Regions from separate parts of the Homo sapiens genome. Here region 2 is linked to region 1. Evidence: chromatin loops called from intact Hi-C (ENCODE). Cell type or tissue: heart left ventricle. All regions are shown on one strand. Each heading gives the region's core, and the rest is flanking DNA. Links, peaks and the distances in the headings are about the cores only. Region 1 has its middle 25 kb from the start of ITPK1. Region 2 overlaps ITPK1 (inositol-tetrakisphosphate 1-kinase).

The links. Peaks named below come from ENCODE experiments on the same cell type or tissue, not always from the same donor. Only the 100,000 strongest peaks of a DNase experiment are listed, where the experiment ranks them.
Region 2: it touches region 1 in a loop (2.2-fold over the local background); 10 of 110 quality-filtered maps call a loop at or near these places.

What each region holds. Positions count from the first base shown.
Region 1 is chr14:93,135,665-93,145,976 of GRCh38, reverse strand. It overlaps the pseudogene CYB5AP3. Among named protein-coding and RNA genes, the nearest start is that of ITPK1, 25 kb to the right of the region's middle. RefSeq lists an enhancer at 7,414-7,913. In heart left ventricle, for the core only: CTCF peaks have their summits at 6,617 (motif pointing right) and 7,825; DNase peaks (open chromatin) are centred at 6,641 and 7,916.
Region 2 is chr14:93,030,344-93,038,343 of GRCh38, reverse strand. The region is part of intron 3 of ITPK1 (inositol-tetrakisphosphate 1-kinase); the gene reads left to right. Among named protein-coding and RNA genes, the nearest start is that of ITPK1-AS1, 33 kb to the left of the region's middle. RefSeq lists an enhancer at 3,234-3,929. In heart left ventricle, for the core only: a CTCF peak has its summit at 3,785 (motif pointing left); no DNase peak of the experiment used is centred there; H3K27ac peaks cover 2,335 bases.

The DNA.
Region 1 (10,312 bases), core at 2,313-10,312:
TTCTATCTCAGGATTTAGCATTTTCAAATTTATGTTGATTTTCAAGTCCTTTACTACACTGGAGCTTCTCAGGGGAAGCACCTATTATTGTGTTAGTTATGAGTACAAGGATGACTGAGGTGTGATTGAGGTGTGTACCAACATCTAATTTCTAATCATGAGCTCATGGTGGCCGGGCGCAGTGGTTCACGCCTGTAATCCCAGCACTTTCGGGGGCCGAGGTGGGCGGATCACTTGAGGTCAGGAGTTCGAGACCAGCCTGGCCAACATGGTGAAACCCCATCATCTCTACTAAAAATACAAAAATTAGCTGAGCATGGTGGTGCATGCCTGTAATCCCAGCTACTCAGGAGGCTGAGGCAGGAGAATTGCTTGAACCCAGGAGGTGGAGGTTGCGGTGAGCCGAGATCACGCCACTGGACTCCAGCCTGGGTGATAGAACGAGACTCTGTCTCAAAAAAAAAAAAAAAAAAAAAAGAGATCACAGTGTAGCTACAGCCACAGCCCAGCTGTCTAAGCACAAAGGTGCCATTGAGGATGGCATTAGCATTGGTAAGGGACGAAGATTCCAACCAAAGATAGGCCTGGCACACGCAGAAGTGGGGGAGGAGGAGTCACCATGGCCAGTATATTCCCAGCATCCGTGGGATGAGGGGGCTCAGGGTGTGGGGAAGTGCCTTGGGCGAAGGAAGAGGAGCACCTCAAATATGGTACCAGGGGAAGAACCTGTACTTTGGGGTCTCAGAGATCTAGGTTCCCATTCTTGCTCCATCCCTTATGGCTTATAACTGTGAGCAAGTCACTTTGTCTTTCTGAGATTTAGTTTTCTCGCCCGTCAAAACATACTTTATTGCCAGGCATGGTGGCACACGCCTGTAGTACCAGCTACTTGGGAGGCTGAGGTGGGAGGATCTCTTGAGCCCAGGAGTTTGAGGCTGCAGAAGAATTTGAGGACCATGTTTGCTCAGTCCCCTGTATGAACCCATCCTCTGCCCACACAGGTCTCTTCCTCCTGCCTGACTCCCCAGATAAGCTGGCCGAGTCCTCAGACGTGACCAGGGGAAAGGGAAAGAGACCAAAGTCGCAAGTTAAAATAGTATCAATCTGGCCGGGCACCATGGTTCACGCCTATAATCCCAGCACTGTGGAAGGCCTAGGCGGAAGGATCGCTTGAGCCCAGGAATTTGAGACCAGCCTGGGCAACAAAGTGAGACCCATCTCTACAAAAAATAAAAAAATTAGCTGGGCCTGATAGCATGTACCTGTGGTCCCAGCTACTCAGGAGGCTGAGGTGGGAGGATCACTTGAGACTGGGAGGTCGAGGGTGCATAAGCCATAATCGCGCCACTGCACTCCAGTCTGGGTCACAGAGCGGGACGCTGTCTCAAACAATTTTTAAATGAAATAGTCTCAACCCCTCTGCTCCCCTTGCCCATCAAATAGCCTCCTCCTTACAATATGGCTTCCCATTTAGCCTGCTTATAGGTGCAACATGAACCGACCTCCTGGAGAAAACATGGGGCCTCGGGGAGGATGGAATATTGAATTTGTGTCCTGCCTGTAGAAAGAAGGTAATGGAAGGGGCTGAACTGCCGTACACCTTTGAAGAAGGCTGAAGGTACGAAACCTGAAGCTTCTCCAACACCCCCAGGGTGGGCGTCCAACCGCTTCTAGGGTGCCTGATGCTAAGGTAGCTGCTCTTCGAGAGCAACCAACCAACCCCCTTCTTTTTGTTTTGTTTTGTTTGAGACAGAGTCTTGCTCTTGTCGCCCAGGCTGGAGTGCAATGGCATGATCTCAGCTCACTGCAACCTCTGCCTCCTGGGTTCAAGTGATTCTCCTGCCTCAGCCTCCAGAGTAGCTGGGACTACAGGCACCCCCACCATGCCTGGCTAATTTTTGTCTTTTTAGTAGAGACGGAGTTTCACCATGTTGGCCAGGAAGGTCTCGAACTCCTGACCTCAGGTGATCCACCCGCCTCAGCCTCCCAAAGTGTTGGGATTACAGGTTTGAGCCACCGTGCCTGGCAACCCCCTTCTTTTAACTCTATCCTCAAGTACCACTGCAATGACTAAAGCAACGTCTATCACCTTGTGTTAGCATGACTCGATGTGCCAGGCATTGTGTGAGAGGTTTTGTGTATATGATCTCTCTTTTTTTTTTTTTTTTGAGACAGGGTCTCACTCTGTCACCCAGGCTGGAGTGCAGTGGCATGATCATGGTTCATTGCAGCCTCAGCCACTCAGGCTCAAGTGATTCCCCCACCCCAGCCTCCCAAGTGGCTGGGACCACAGGTGTGTGCCACCACACCTGATTAATTTTTGTATTTTTTGTGGAGACGGAGTTTCACCATGTTACTCAGGCTAGTCTTGAATCCCTGGGCTCAAGTGATCCTCCCCCTTTAGCCCCTCTAGTAGTTGATACCACAGGTGTGCACCACCATGCCTGGCTAATTTTGTTTATTTAACATAGAGACAAGGTCTCACTATGTCGCTCAGGCTGGAGTGCAATGGTGTAATCCCACAGCCTTGAACTCCTGCGTTCAAGGGATTCTCCCGCCTCAGCCTCCCGAGTAGCTGGGACTACAGGCACGTACCACCATGCCCAGCTAATTTTAATATTTTTAGAAGAGATAGGGTTTTGCCATGTTGTCCAGGCTGGTCTCGAACTCCTGGGCTCAACCAATCCTCCTGCCTCTGCCTCCCAAATTGCTGGGATTCCAGGTGTAAGCCACCGTGCCCGGCCTGTTACCTCTTCTGAGTCCTCACAGCACTAGTAGGAGGAGGCACTATTATTGTCCCTGTTTTCTAGATGAGGATACTGAGTCTAGAGAAGTGGAGGAACCTGCCCGAGGTCACAGGGCAAACATTAATTTGGGAATTCTCCAAGTCCAGCGCTACTGCCCTGTTCCCCACTGCGGTGCTCCTTTGACCTCCCGCTGCCTGTCTGAGGCTGCCCATGCTCTGGCTAGTTCTGGCTTTGTCCAGGAAATAAAGCCCCAGGTTCACAAATGATGTCAGTGCCAAGCTTTTTCAAAAGGTATTATTATGTAATATTTAACACATACAAGAGAAAATATGTCACATATATGTAATTCAAAAAACATAACAATAACAACAGTTCCCCTGCCCCTCAAACCTACCTCCCAACTTAAAAATATACTAGTAAGTTTTCAAAAAACCTTTCATCTTTTGTGTTTTTAGAGATCTGTTGTGTTTTCAAAATGTGAAACCTTTCTCAATATAACCTTCTAACTGGAAACCTGAATATCCCCTGTGGGTTAGCCAGCTGTCTCCCTCTACCATCTTTTCCTGGAGGGGTAGGTGCTTGACTGCAGTATTTTTTTAAAAATTTTTTTTAACTTTAAAATTTAATTTTTTTTTAAAGAGATGAGGGTCTTACCAAATTTAATTATTTTTTAAAGAGATGGGGGTCTTACTAAATTTAATTATTTTTTAAAGAGATGGAGTCTTATTAAATTTAATTATTTTTTAAAGAGATGGGGGTCTTACTGTGTTGTCCAAGCTAGTCTCAAGGTCCTGGGCTCAGGCCATCCTCCTGCCTCAGTCTTTCAAGTAGCTGGGACTATAGGTATGTGCCACCATGCATTTTTTTTTTTTAATCACACTTCTGTCAGCAAATTCTGTGGGTCTGACCTTGAAAATATATCACAAATCCAACCGTCTCTTCTGCCCTGATCTAAGTCACAATATGGCTGGACTCCTGCAGTAATCTCCCAGGCATTCTCCATCAGGCAGCTGTGGTGAGGTTTTTTTGTTTTGTTTTGTTTTTTAAAAAGAAAAAAAGGAAATTGGTCCAGGCTCAGTGGCTCACACCTGTAATCCCAGGACTTTGGGAGGCCGAGGCAGGTGGATCACCAGGTCAGGAGTTCAAGACCAGCCTGGCCAACATAGTGAAACTCCGTGTCTACTAAAAATATAAAAATTAGCTGGGTATGGTGGTGCACACCTGTAGTCCCAGCTACTCAGGAGGCTGAGGCAGGAGAATCGCTTGAACCCGGGAGGCAGAGGTTGTGGTGAGCTGAGATTGTGCCACTGCACTCCAGCCTGAGCAACACAGCAAGACTCTGTCACAAAAAAGAAAAAAAAAAAAAAGAAATGGGCCGGGTGTAGTGGCTCACACCTGTAATCCCAGCACTTTGGGAGGCCAAGGTGGGTGGATCACCCAAGGTCAGGAGTTTGAGACCAGCCTGGCCAACATGGTGAAACCCGGTCTCTACTAAAAATACAAAAAGGTATCCAGGCATCATCCCAGCTCCTCCAGAGGCTGAGGCAGAAGAATTGCATGAACCCAGGAGGTGGAGGTTGCGGTGAGCCCAGATGGCGCCATTGTACTCCAGCCTGGGCAAGAGCAAAACTCTGTCTCAAAAAATAAAAAAATAAACAAAAAAGGAAATCAAGGGCCGGGTATGGTGGCTCACACCTGTAATTCCAGCACTTTGGGAGGCCAAGGTGGGAGGATCGGTTGAGCCCGGGAGTTTGAGATCTACCTGGGCAGCACAGCGAGACTTCATCTTTGCCAAAAAAATAAAATTAGCCAGGCATGGTGACAACTGCCTGTGATTCCAGCTACTCAGGAGGCTGAGGTGGGAGAATTGCTTGAACCCAGGAGATCGAGGCTGCAGTGAGCTGTGATTGCGCCACGGCACTCCAGCCAGGGCGACAGAGCGAGACTCTGTTTCAAAAAAAGGAAATCAGATGATGTTTCTCCCTGCTTGGTCCTGACCCTGGGACACACCTGTCCTGCTAGTTCAACACTGAATCCTCAGCACTGACCAAGGAGATGGGAAGAGAGTTCCTGGTCTGGCCACAGTTGACAAGGCCTTATGGTGCTTCCCTCTTTCCCTGCAGGAGATGAGCTGACACTCACTGTTCCCTTTTTCCAGAAGCCTTTCCCAGACATGCTCATGGCTCATGCCTTCCTCCATTTGCCTCTGCTCATTGGCACATCTGCCCTGACCTCTGACCTGCTCGACCCCTTTCCACTCCCCTGGTTCTCAGCCCACCACCGGTGAGATCAAATACGCCCTTTTTATAACACATAGTAATGTGCCCTCCCCTTTAAAAGCATGAAATAAATTCACAGGCAATAAAATCTACCTAAGCATACACTTTAAAAAATCAATAGGATGTAGTGTAATTTATGGAAGAAAGAAAAGGAAATTAAGTTTTAAAATTTTATTTATTTATTTATTTGAGACAGAGTCTTGCTCTGTTGCGCAGGCTGGAGTGCAGTGGCATGATCTCAGCTCACTGCAACTTCCACCTCCCCGGTTCAAGCAATTCTCCTGTCTCAGCCTCCCGAATAGCTGGGACTACAGACACATGCCACCACGCCCAGCTAATTTTTGTATTTTTAGTAGAGATGGGGTTTCACCATATTGGTCAGGCTGGTCTCCAACGCCTGACCTCAGGTGATCCACCTGCCTCGGCCTCCCAAAGTGCTGGGATTACAGGCATGAGCCACTGAGCCCAGTCAGGAAATTAACTTTTTTTTTTTTTTTTTGAGATGGAATCTCACTCTGTTGTCCAGGCTGGAGTGCAGTGGCATGATTTCAGCTCACTGCAACCTCTGCCTCCCAGGTTCAAGCAATTCTGCCTCAGCCTCCTGAATAGCTGGAATTACAGGCATGCGCCACTACACCCGGCTAAGTTTTGTATTTTTAGTAGAGACAGGGTTTCGCCATGTTGGCCAGGCTGTTCTCAAACTCCTGACCTCAGGCAATCTGCCCGCCTTGGCCTCCCGAAGTGCTGGGATTACAGACATGAGCCACTGCGCCTGGCGGAAATTAACTTTTAATAATTGAATACATAACTTCAGTAAATGAATGCCCTGGTGGCTATCTGCAAATATGCGTAGACTGATAGAGATTGTGAGATGTTGACTTGAAATCGGCAGAGACGTGATTTCCTAAAACAATAAAAAACTCTCGGTGGAGTCCCAAACAAAACGAAGTACAGCCTTCCCTCCATATACAAAGTTCTTGAATTCCTGGAAATTCACTGAGTGATAAATCTGTGTACAAAATACTTCGTGCTTGATTATAAAACCAAGTGAGGGGCAGGGCGCGGTGGCTCACGCCTGTAATCCCAGCACTTTGGGAGGCCAGGGTGGGTGGATCATGAGGTCAGGAAATCGAGACCATCCTGGCTAGCATGGTGAAACCCCGTCTCTACTAAAAATACAAAAAAGTAGCCAGGCGTGGTGGCGGGCGCCTGTAGTCCCAGCTACCCGGGAGGCTGAGGCAGGAGAATGGCGTGAACCAGGGAGGCGGAGCTTGCAGTGAGCCGAGATCGCGCCACTGCACTCCAGTCTGGGAGACAGCGAGACTGTCTCAAAAAAAACCAAAAAACCAAAAAAACAAAAACCAAGTGAGGTTCTAGGCTCAAATACTTACAAACAGAATTTTCACATGCATGGATGTCTGCTGAGACATTCTAAAGTCACGTGAGGAGATCAGTTTTCATCTCCTCACCTCTCCAACTATCTTGTGCATCGCAGCATGTCTGGCTTGTCTGACTCCAGCCAGCTGAGTGCCTGCTGTGCCCCCAGTCAATGGGACAACTAGAAAAAAACCTATAGAAATTTAAAAAATGTACACTAGGCGGCGCTGCCACCCTGGGCGAGAACCATATCTAGGCCCTCGTTTTATTCTGTTTCTCCTCACCCATCACTGACCACGTGAGATTGCAGTCTGCATTTTTTGTTTGTGTATGGCTTGTTTCCACGACTAGAGTGTGGGCTGCAGGAGGGCAAGGCTTTGTTTCTTTCTGTTTAAAAATGATGTGTGTGTGTATGTGTGTATGTGTGTTTATATATTTGTGTGTGTGTGTGTGTGTGTGTGTATATATATATATATACATATACTTTTTTTTTTTTTTTTGGTGAGACGGAGTCTTGCTTGTCACCCAGGCTGGAGTGCAGTGGTGCCATCTCGGCTCACTGCAACCTCTGACTCCCGGGTTCAAGCGATTCTTCTGCCTCAGCCTCCCAAGTAGCTGGGATTACAGGCATGTGTCACCACGCTAGGCTAATTTCTTTTTGTGTTTTTAGTGGACACGGGGTTTCACCATATTGGCCAGGTTGGTTTCGAACTCCTGACCTTGTGATCCAACCCCTTCAGCCTCCCAAAGTGCTGGGATTATAGGCATGAGCCACGGCGCCCAGCCTATATTTTTGTATTTTAAAAGCCGGATATATTTGTAAAAGATCATGCTTACAATCAGTAAATTACGTAGTAAAGAAACATCAAAATAAAGTAGATGAATAAAAGGCACACTCGAAAAATCCGAGAGCAGAAAAGACAGTTCTTTTTGTTTTATTTCTAATGTAGGCAGAAAGAAAAAGAGATATGTTAAAATTATTTTTTTCAAGAGAAGTTTTCTGTCAGTTGGAGTAATTAGCATTGGCTTCTTTTTGCCTGTGTCTAAAGCAGGATTTTCCTGCACTGGCTTCTGAGGAGGTTCAGCCTTCTGCCATGTGTGCCTTGATAGGCGACGGCCACTGCTGACATGGCAGGGATCACTCAGTTGGTCCACCAACTGGAGCTAGAATCAACAGCAGTGATAAGAGTTTCCGAAGCTTGTTTAACTTTGGTCTGTCGTCTGGATGGGGCTCCTGAATGATATATGTTTTGGACAATTCCATGGCATCTCAAAGATGCCCGACATCCTCAAAATTCTCAGTAGCGTCACCTCCAGCTTGTTCCCTTAAGACTTCTTCCCCACCAGAATGCTCTTCCAGAAATTTGGTCAAATAGTACACTTGTGGTGCAGAATCAGTCAGGTGCTCTTGCTGTCGTTGTGCTTCTGAATCTCCTCTAGGGTGTAGTACTTCACGGCCTCGTCCAGCTGCTCGGCCGTCTCGGTTGGCTGCGAGCCAGGCCCAGCACACACAGCCTCGTCGGGTGGAGTAGAGCTTGTGACTCCGCCAGCTCCACCTGGGACATTCCCCTCGCCAGGCACCACACCAGGGGCTGGGCGGCCGGCTCAGGGGCGGGGCGACGTAGAAGCACATATGTATATATATATTTTAGAAACAGGGTCTTACTATGTTCCCAGGTTGGTCTTGAACTCCCGGGCCCCAGTGACCCTCCTGCCTCGGCCTCCCAAAGTCTCAGGATTACAGGCGTGAGCCACTGTGCCTGGCCAAGGTTTTGTTTCTTCCGCTGGTGTACCCCCAATGCCAACAACAGTGCCTGGCAATGACTGGGCTCGCCAAGGGGGAGTGGATAAATGAGTGGTATCCAAGCCCTCCCTAGTTTCCATCCTTAGAACTCTACGTTAAAGAGTGTTCGGAATCAGTTCTTTTTCTTTTTTGAGATGGAGTCTTGCTCTGTCGCCCAGGCTGGAGTGCAATGGTGCGATCTCGGCTCACTGCAACCTCTGCCTCCTGGGTTCAAGTGATTCTCCTGCCTCAGCCTCCTGAGTAGCTGAGATTACTCAAAGTGACCTACCTTCAGTCACTTTTAAATCCAACTCCCAATTTTGGACAACATAGAGATTTTTGAATCTCTTTCTTTGCTCACATTGTGTTTTTGTTTTATTTTGTTTTTTTGAGATGGAGTCTCACTCTGTTGTCCCACCATGATCTCGGCTCACTGCAACCTCCACCTCCCAGGTTCAAGCAATTCTCCTTCCTCAGCCTCTCAGGTAGCTGGGATTACAGGTGTGCACCACCATGCCTGGCTAATTTTTGTATTTTTAGCAGAGACAGGGTGTTTACCATGTTGGCGAGGTTGGCCTCAAACTCCTGACCTCAAGTGATCTGCCCGCCTCAGACTCCCAAAGTGCTGAGAGTACAGGTGTGAGCCACCGTGCCTGGGCTCACATTGGTTCGATTTTACTCTGACAATGGTTCCTGCCAGCCAGGCACTGCACCAGTACTGCATAAGCGTCCTCTCATTTGATCCTCCAGGAACTCCCTTCGGTTAGGCACTGTCATTATCCTCACTTGACAAATAAGGAAACTGAGGCTCAATAGAGAGGCTGGGCAACTTTATCAATGTCACACCCACTGAGCGCAAGGCCTGGGTTTTGAATACCAGGCCCTCGCTGTCCATGCGCAGAACCACCGGGCTATATACCCCTCTGGACGCACTTTAGGCAGATCAGTGTGTTACAGTCGAGAGAAGTCTAGTCTAGGAGCCAGAAGACCTGGGTTCAAGGTATTAAGTCGGCCACTGGCTGGCTGTGTGACTTCGGGCGGCCCCTTAACCTCAGCTTCCTAGCTTCCTCATCGACCAAGTGAATAAGGAAGAACCGGCCAAGGCTGGGCACAGTGGCTCACGCCTGTAATTCCAGCACTTTGGGAGGCCAAGGCGGGTGGATCACCTGAGGTCAGGAGTTTGAGACCAGCCTGGCCAACATGGTGAAGCCCCATCTCTACTAAAAATACAAAAATTAACGGGGCATGGTGGTGCATGCCTGTAATCCCAACTTCTCAGGAGGCTGAGGTGGGAGGATCTCTTTAACCCAGGAGGTGGAGGTTGCAGTGAGCTGAGATTGTGCCACTGCACTCTAGCCTGGGTGACAGAGCAAGACTCTGTCTCAAAAAAAAAAAAAAAAAAGGAAGAACCAGCCAAAAAGACAAACTGGACCCAAGGCTGCATGGACTGCTGTATACCTCCTCAGGAGGGAATTCAGCTCTGCTCTGAGCCAGCCAGGGGGCCAGGCATGCCCAGGATGTCCTGGAGAAGGCCCTGAGGACAACATCCACATGGGGGAGGGGCTTCCACTGGAGGGACAGGGGACTGTTCCGGCCTGAAGAGAGAGGACCAGCGGGTGGGTGGGTGAGAAGGACCTTCCAAGGGAGGAAAGTTCGCCGGTTTTCCACGTGTCCTGACATGACCCGGCACTCCTGAACAACAGCCAGAGACAGGGATGGAGGGCAATGTTAACACTCCTCAGGGCGGCCTCCGTCTTAGGTTAGAAGATAAAAAGATCTGATGCCACCCTGAGGGAATCGAAGGCTAGGCACAAAGGGAGGAAGAACTTTCTGTAAGCCAGGGGTATGGATACAGAATGGGGGGCCATGGTGGAGAGAGTGCTGGGGTGAGTAGAGGCATGTCAGGAAAGTTGTCCAGAAGCTTCAAGCCAGGCTTTCCAACATGAAGATGCTATTTGCATATAACCTATGCCCCCTCCACATACACACACACAAAAGACCAAGATGCCTTTCCCTCCTCTTCCCACTAGACCTTAAAAATCCTTTGCGGGCTTTCCTAGGCACGACATGGAGGAAGCTGCTGTGATCTATTCCACCAACCCTGCTGGGGCCAGGCCTGCCTGGAT
Region 2 (8,000 bases), core at 1-8,000, 110 kb after region 1:
TGCAATGTTGGCTGGACGTGGTGGCTCACACCTATAATCCCAGTACTTTGGGAGGCTGAGGTGGGCAGATCACGTGAGGTCAGGAGTTTGAGACCAGCCTGGCTGACACGGCAAAACCACGTCTCTACAAAAAATACAAAAGTTAGCTGGGTGTGATTGCTCACACCTGTAGTCCCAGCTACTTGGGAGGCTGAACCTGGGAGGCAGAGGTTGCAGTGAGCTGAGACTGTGCCATTGCACTCTAGCCTGGGCAACAGAGCAAGGCTCCATCTCAAAAAAAAAAAAAGAATATGTCATGTCACAGGAATATATTCCTTATAGTTTGTTAATTAAAAAGTAGGATCCAGATGTTTGTGTAGTATAATTTCAGTTTTAGCAAAGATAAATATTAAAAACTTGGAGGAGTACGTTATGTAATACAAATGTTACAGGCTATCTCTGAGATTAAGTTAAAATTTTTCGATCCCTGAGTAAATAACTGGAGATATAAACATCTCTTACAATGGACATTAATTTGATCAGAGAAAAAAGACAGTTTTTTTGAAAAGCTGTATTACTTTATAGACACAGCTGGTATCTTTATTCTGCCTGAGTCTCACCATCTCCACTGCAGGAGGCAGCTGGGTCATGTTAAGGGTTCCTAGAGCCCCAGGTGGCACTCTTCTGTCTTCCTTGTCTTTAACATCCGGACCACACCTTGTCAGGAAGCTGAGTTTGAATCTCAGCCCCGGGCTCGCCAGTAGGAGTTCTTGAGTCCTGGGCCTGGCCTTGGACTCCCGTTGTGAAGTGGGAGCCAGCCTTGCAGGTGGCTGCTCAGGTGAGCATGTAAGGTGCATCTAGGTGGCTGGGGCCTGGGGCTACATCCTGAAGCTTACCTGCGCCTTCAGCCAGTGGCTGCTGTTTATTCCAGCAGTGAAACCCAACCGTCACATTCCTTGAAATACCTTTAATAACTCTTACCAAATTTTGAATTTTCAGTGAGTTTGACCTTGACCATCTGTTTGAAAGAAAGGCAGACACACACCCACACACACCCATGGTGAAATGCAGGCAGGATCTGACGTCCTAGGCTGAGAAATGCTGGTCTCCTCTTTTCCTATCAACACTGCCCTGTTGACCATGCAAGGGGCATGGAGATGCCATTGTCCCGGGGTCAGAGGGTTGGCAGGGAGAATTGCTGTGGTTCCGGGGCTTCCTGTGTAGGCCCCAGGGATTGGGACTGGCCTGGCTCAGAGCAGGAGCCACCCAGGGAGCAGGGGAACAGCCTTCCAGGGCCTCCCTGGTCCAGCTGCCTGGGCCTGCAGGCTCTTCTGAGGACAGAGCCCTGATAAGTGAGGGTCAGTGCCCAAGAAAAAAGGAGCATTGTTAGGGGGTGGGGGCCGGGGGAACAGCCAGGGCATTGTCGCCGAGCCGGGAGGCTCTGTGTGTTCCGTGGCTTTCCCAGCTCTCTGACAGTCACAAGCACTGAGGTTTGGGGCTTCCACCCCTTGACAGCAGGTAGGTCCCTTTTTGGCAGCTGTCAGCATCTCTCAGCCCTTCTCTGCTCTGCTCTGGGGGGATTTTTCTTGGCATTTCCAAGTTCTGGGGGCTGCATCCTCCCCTGCGGTATTGAGATGAGTGGGAGAGAATGCGGTGCGGGTTGTTGGTAACGATCCCAGAGCCCAGAGAATAGGGGCAGTGTTCCTGGGGGAGAGCCCTCACCCGGCCCCTGGGGTGCTGAGCCTGGTGAGTCATGAGGGGTGTGGGCCACAGAACGCCGGGGAGAGTGGCTGGGGGTTAGGGGGTGTGGAGAGGCTGCCACCAGCAAACAGCAAGAGCCGTGGGGGTCAAATGGGGCACGTGCTCCCACCAGCCTCTCGGAGGAGGTCACGTGTTTGTCATTGTTGGCTGTGTCTGACGTGCGGGAAAGCAGCCGTGAATACTGAGGAGCCTGTCACATTTGTTCTCTCAGCATCTTTGGTTTATCTTAAACCTCAGTGAGATGTTTGCAGTTCTTCTCACGCTGTCACAGAGCATGACCTTGTGGCCTCAACCGGATGCCCTTTAGACATTGCAGTCCACTGCACCATGTGGACCTCCTGGGGCAGGGCTGGTTGCTATAGGAGCGGCCCTTCCCAGTAGGACGGGGACAGTGTCCCTCCGGTTGTGGCCTCTGCTCCCCGCAGCTCTTGAAGTTACCGACCTTGGGCTCCTGGGACCTTGGGCTCCTGGGGAGGGGCAGGTCTCACTGACGCCACCATTGCTTTCGTAGCCCTTTCTTGGAAAGGGTGGCCTTGGGCTTGGCGAGTGCTCCTCCCACCTGTTTCCAAACTCTGAGGATGCTCCTCAGGAATTAGAACAATTCAAATTAGTCATCACGTGCCGGAGTCAGGCTGGGAAGAGGCAGCCACTTGGCACCACATACATCCACCTGGGCCTGCCACCCTTAGCCCAGGCCTTGGACCTCTCTGGTCTCCTGGCTAGGCCCTGGGCCCAGCTGGTTTCTGGTGGGAGGTGACAGGCCCAGTAACTGAAGCAGGAGGCTCTGGTCCAGACCGACCTGGGTGGGTTGAAACCTGCCTCTGCCACCTCCTGGTACCCAGGAGGGTGAGGCAGCTGTTCACGGTGCTGTCGGGCACCAGGCCCTGGACAGCCATGGTTGTTCCCATTCTGGGCCTCATGCAGTGCCTGGTAGACCACTGCCTCCCACTCACCAGTGTCACAGCAGCCAGACAGGTTTCTGCGGCCTGAGCCCCCTCCCTCCCTCCCTCCCGTCCTGTTTCCTAGGCAGCATGGCCTCTTTGGCCATTTGTTGACCTCCCATTCCCCTTGGCTTCTCAGTGCAGAATTTCCATAGCACATCAGTCTGCACTGGTGATTTGGGGCTCTCTGGTGTACATGTGCAGATATACACACCCATGGGAGATGAGGGAGGCATTCCACTGTCCTTCAAGGCTCAGCTTACCTGCCATCTCCTTTGAGTCGGCTTTTGACTGCCCAGCGTGAATACCTGTGCCTGCCTTTGTGTGCTCACTGCACTCTTTTGGGTCATTCTGGAAGAGCCTCCATTTTATTTTGCCTCACTGGCCCAACTGCCAACCATGTCTGCCCTTGAGGCCATCCCTGCTGCCCTGGTGCAGCATGAAGTCCACAGCGAGTGCCTGGTCTCTATTTGTTGAATGAATGTCTGCAACGTAATGTGACCAAGGTCCCACAGATCAGCATCCTAGTGAGCTGAGAGCTCAGGTGAGCTCATCTGTGTGTTTCAGAGGGGGTGGTGGGCAGAGGACAGCAGGCTGTTGTCCTGAAGCCCCTAGAACCTAGCGGAGAAGAGGCAGGACCCAAAAGAAGGAGGTGTGTTCACCCTGTAGGACTTGCTTTGTAGGTGCAGGTGCCCAGAGGCCAGGCCCGTCAGTGCTACCTGGGGTGGGGCTGGAGAAGGGAAGGCCTGCCAGGCCCCATAGGTGATGGGAGGGCCAGGACCTCAGGTTGGAGGGAACCACTGAATCCTCGGCCCTGTGGTGCAGGCCCACACAGGGCATAGCCCCTGGGCACTGGCACTGCCCACTGCCCACTGCCCGTGTGTGCTGGGGCCATGCCAGCCTTCTCCGCTGCTAAACTGGCTTCTTCACCCTCCCTCAGTGGGCACAGCTGCCGCTTCCATCTCAGTGTCTGCTTCTCCCTTGCTTGGTGGGTCATTATGTGCCCACTTAGCCATAGGCTTTCACTGAGTCCCCACCTTCATGCAGGATGTGGGAGGTCCCAGGGGCCCCCAGGCAGCTCAGGCTGGCCTGCCCTCTAGTGGGGAGCAGAGCAGACAGATCTCCCAGCCCAGTGGGGGCCAGCTGTGGTGGAGCCCGCCTCCCCATTCTATTCTTGGAGAGGAAAAGCACAGAAATACAGGAGTGAAGGCACAGACTGGGCAGAGGGGCCGGAGTCGCCCTCTGAGGAGGCCTGTAGGGCCCCCAGAAGAGTTTTCTGGGTCAGAATCAAGAGACTCAGGAGCCTTTTTGCATTTTGTGAGCCCAGTCACTTTGCCTCTGGTCAGGGTAGGTTTTCCAGAGCATCTTCCTGCTCCGACAGGGGGTGGGGGAGTGTTGGGGGTGGGTGGTTTGCCATGGGAACCCCCGGCTGCTGCAGGTGCTGTGTGGCTGAAGCCACCTCCCAGTTCAGTGTGCTGGGGGCAGGATGTGGGGGAGGGCACCTGGGAGGAAGGTGTCGGGGCAGGGCTTACCAGGGACCCATGGGGAAGTATTAGACGGCTTTTGGGGCTACACTTTGGATAGGGAGCTGGGGGCTCCCAGCATCAGAGCCCACTCTTTCTCCCCCATTCCTGAGTTTGGAAAAAGGCTGCCAGCTGGTGCCTCACCCCTGCCCCTCACCAGAAGAGGTCCTGTGCTTGCCCCCTGCCCCATCCTCAGTCCCCAGTCCCACAGCTGCTGTGCAGTCCTGCTTCTCTTTCTGTCTCCTCCCCTGCATCATTCCTGCCCTAGCTCTAGACCTCTCCACCTAGCTACCCCTGTGCTGCCCGAGAGCCCTCCTGTGCCCCACCACACACCCACATGCACAGGCACGCACATTCACACACTCCGTTCTCTTCCAGGAGAAACCCTCCCTGGTTCCTGAGGCCCTGGGGACCAGTGGGTGTGTGTCTGTCTCTCTCTAGCGCCTCTTTCTCCTCTCTGCCTTTCCTTAGACACGTACCTCTTACCTCCTGTCTGGCCTGGCTTCCTCCATGAAGTGCTGTTTGGTTTTCTCAGCAGGAGCCTCCCAGCCCCAAGGCTCCCACTGTTCCTCTACCAGTCCTGTCCTGGGGCCCTCACTCCTGGGTGGTCACTGTTGACTGATTACTCATCAGTGGTCCCTCTCTAGACCCTGGTTCTGATGTCTGTGCTCAGCAGGGCTGGCCCAGAGGAGGTGGTGGGGAATGTTGGGGGGCATTGGCTGTTGTGGGGCTTTGAGGAAGCCTCCTTCCTTCTCTGGTTAGGAAGTTATTGCAGCAGATCCAGCTTTTCTTATTCTCCTTTTCACAAGGCTCACAGGTCACATGGCTGCTGCCTCAGAGTCCCTGAGGCACTGCTGTGCCAATGCACAGTTGGTTTATCTTAACATCACCCACCCCAGGAAACCTCCCTTGACCCTGTCCCTAGGCCTGGCTGAGATGACCTTCGGTCCTACTCTCACCTGTAGGATTGCAGGAATAACAAATGACACTTAATCACAGGCCTCTGAGCAAAAACTGGGACCCAACAAATTTGAGTGTGCTGATTTCATTTGTAGACCCTGGGAAAACCGATGCTTATACCTTTCCCAAGCCCTGGCAGGGCATTGGCACAGATCTGCTTTCACCCTGAGTCTCTCTAGGTGTCTCTGTGTCCATGCCTTCTCAGCAGCTCACAACTGCTGCCCAGGGAGATGAAGCCCACCAGCTCCTTTGCTAAAGGGCTCACCCCCTAGAGAAAAGGGCTGGCTTTGCAGGGTGCACGATCCGATCCGTGCTGGCCTTTGTCACCCGATTCCCTGAGCAGCTGCTCAGAGCTGTGGAGTACGCTGCAGTCTGCAGAGTGCGATGGCCCCTTCGTGAGTCCCAGCAACTCACCAGGGTCACAGCCAGAGCTGGGTGGACATGTGCCTTCTAGATGAGGCTAATCGGAAGATATTCAAGGGCATCAAGCTGCCCCGCCCAGCATGGTGTGTATGTGGTCCCTGGGGGACTTCCTCCCATTGAGGGTGGGGCAGGTCAGATGTGGGTCAGTAAATTTCTGTGACCTGGCAGCATTCTCTGGAATTCTCCCAAGTGAGTATGCAAGGGTTTCAGTGTCAGCTTCTTCCTCTCTGCAAATCTCTGTGCAAGTGAACATATTAAAGTATCTGAGAAGTCCTGCAGGAAAGCTTCTGCTGCTGCTTAGCTTGACGCAACCGAGTCTTTGCAAATGATTTTGAGTACTGAACTTCCCCTTTTCATGTGATGTTTAAAAGGTTGTTAATGCTTTATTATTATTATTATTATTATTTGAGATGGAGTCTCGCTCTGTCGCCCAGCCTGGAGTGCAGTGGCGTAATCTCGGCTCACTGCAACCTCCGCCTCCTGGGTTCAAGTGATTCTCCTGCCTCAGCCTTCCGAGTAGCTGGGATTGCAGGCATGCACCACCATGCCCAGCTAATTTTTGCACTTTTAGTAGAGATGGGGTTTCACTGTGTTGCCCAGGCTGGTTGCAAACTCCTGACCCCAAGTGATCCGCCCGCCCCAGCCTCCTAAAGTGCTGGGATGACAGGCGTGAGCCACTGCACCCGGCTGCTTTGTTACTATTATATCAAATACCAGTTTGGAAAACTGCCTCAAGGAATGCTCTCTTCGGATTGGAAAGCAATGAATATAGAAAGAGTACAGCTTCAGGGCTTAAATAATAATCTATGCAGGCTTTGTAGGAGTTTGAGTCAGAGTTTCCCTCCTTATTGTTAAAAAGGATGCATAGAAAATTTTTTTGACTTGGAGAATTCTTTGCCACTTGTGGCCGGGGCTGCCAGTTGCCATTCTAGGGGGAACATGGAGATAAAGCAAACATTGAAATATGTTTTTTATTGTCAGCAAAAATAAACATCCCAGGCCGGAAGCCAGGGTGTGGAAGGGAGGAGTCTGGGGACATGAAGTCGGAATCCCACTTGGGGATGGGCACTTATTCTCTTACCACCACCTCTTGGAGCCAGACCAGGAGGCCTTAGGGGGGTCTATGGCCCTCATTAAAGCCCAGGCCCCCAGCTTCCAGACAAGGGAAATGATGGCTCGAGGTCCCACAGCAAGTCAGTGCCAGGCTCCTGACCCCTGGCCCGCTGCTGTCTTCGAAGCATCATGGTTTCTGAAAATCTTACCTAAGTCCCTTGTTCCATGAGGCCATAAAAATGGCAACTGCCATGTATGAAGCGCTTACAGCCTGTACCAGGCAAGGTGCTGACACCTCACCTGTGTTAACTTCCACAGCGGTCTCTCCAAAGGGACTGAGGCATCTAACTCCCTCACTCATGGCCTTTTGCCAGCTTCCCCCACTCTGAGGACACTGACTCCAATCGTGCCCCCACCTCTTTGTCCCCCGTCCCCTGCACCCACGCTGGCCTCCTCTGCTCGGGACCCCTGCACTTGCCTTCTTCTTAGTTCAGAACATTCTTCCCCAGGTCTCTCCTGGGCCTTCTTCTTGCCCAGGCCTTCCTTAGAGAGGCCTTGGATTCATTTGCCAGTGCTGCTGTCACAAAGGGCCACAAACTGGGCAGCTTAAATAGCAGAAATGCACCCCTCCCAGTTCCGGAGGTGAGAAGTCTGAGATCCCAAGTGGGGCTCCTTCCGAGGCAGCGGGGCCTGTTCCAGCCATCTCTCCCTGCTGGGGGTGGATTGCCAGCCATCTTTGGCGTTCCCGGGAATGTAGAAGTACCGCCCTCATCTCTGCCTTCATCTCCTCACGATGTTCCTCCTTTGTGCGGGTCTGTGTCTAAATTTCCCCTTTTTATAGGAGCACCAGTCATCGTGGACTAGGGACCTACCTGCTCTGGAATGACCTCATCTTAACAAAGGTCATCTGCAAAGACCCCATTTCCTAACCAGGTCACGTTCTGAGGTACTAGGGGTTAGGACTTCAACATACCGTTTTTTGGGGACACAGTTTAGCCTGTACCAGGCCTTCTCTGACGAGTGCCCCCCTTTCCTATCATGCCCTCTGCACTTCATTGATGTTGCAGCCCTCGGTGGTGCCTCCAGTCGCTTCCTTTGCTTGTTTGTTGTCTGTCTCCCACACTAGGCTGTGAGTATGAGCACTGAGGACAGGGACCTGGCGGTCATCTTCACGTTGCATCTTCAGAGCTTGAGCAATGCTAGGCACAAACTTACTCTGTTCACTTAATTACTCAATGAATGAGTGCATGAATGAATGAATGAATGAATGAAAGAAAGAAAAGAAAACAAGTCCTGTTGTCTTTCCCATGCATCACTCACACAAACTGAGGCTTTGAGAAAACCAGAGGAGAGTAAAGAA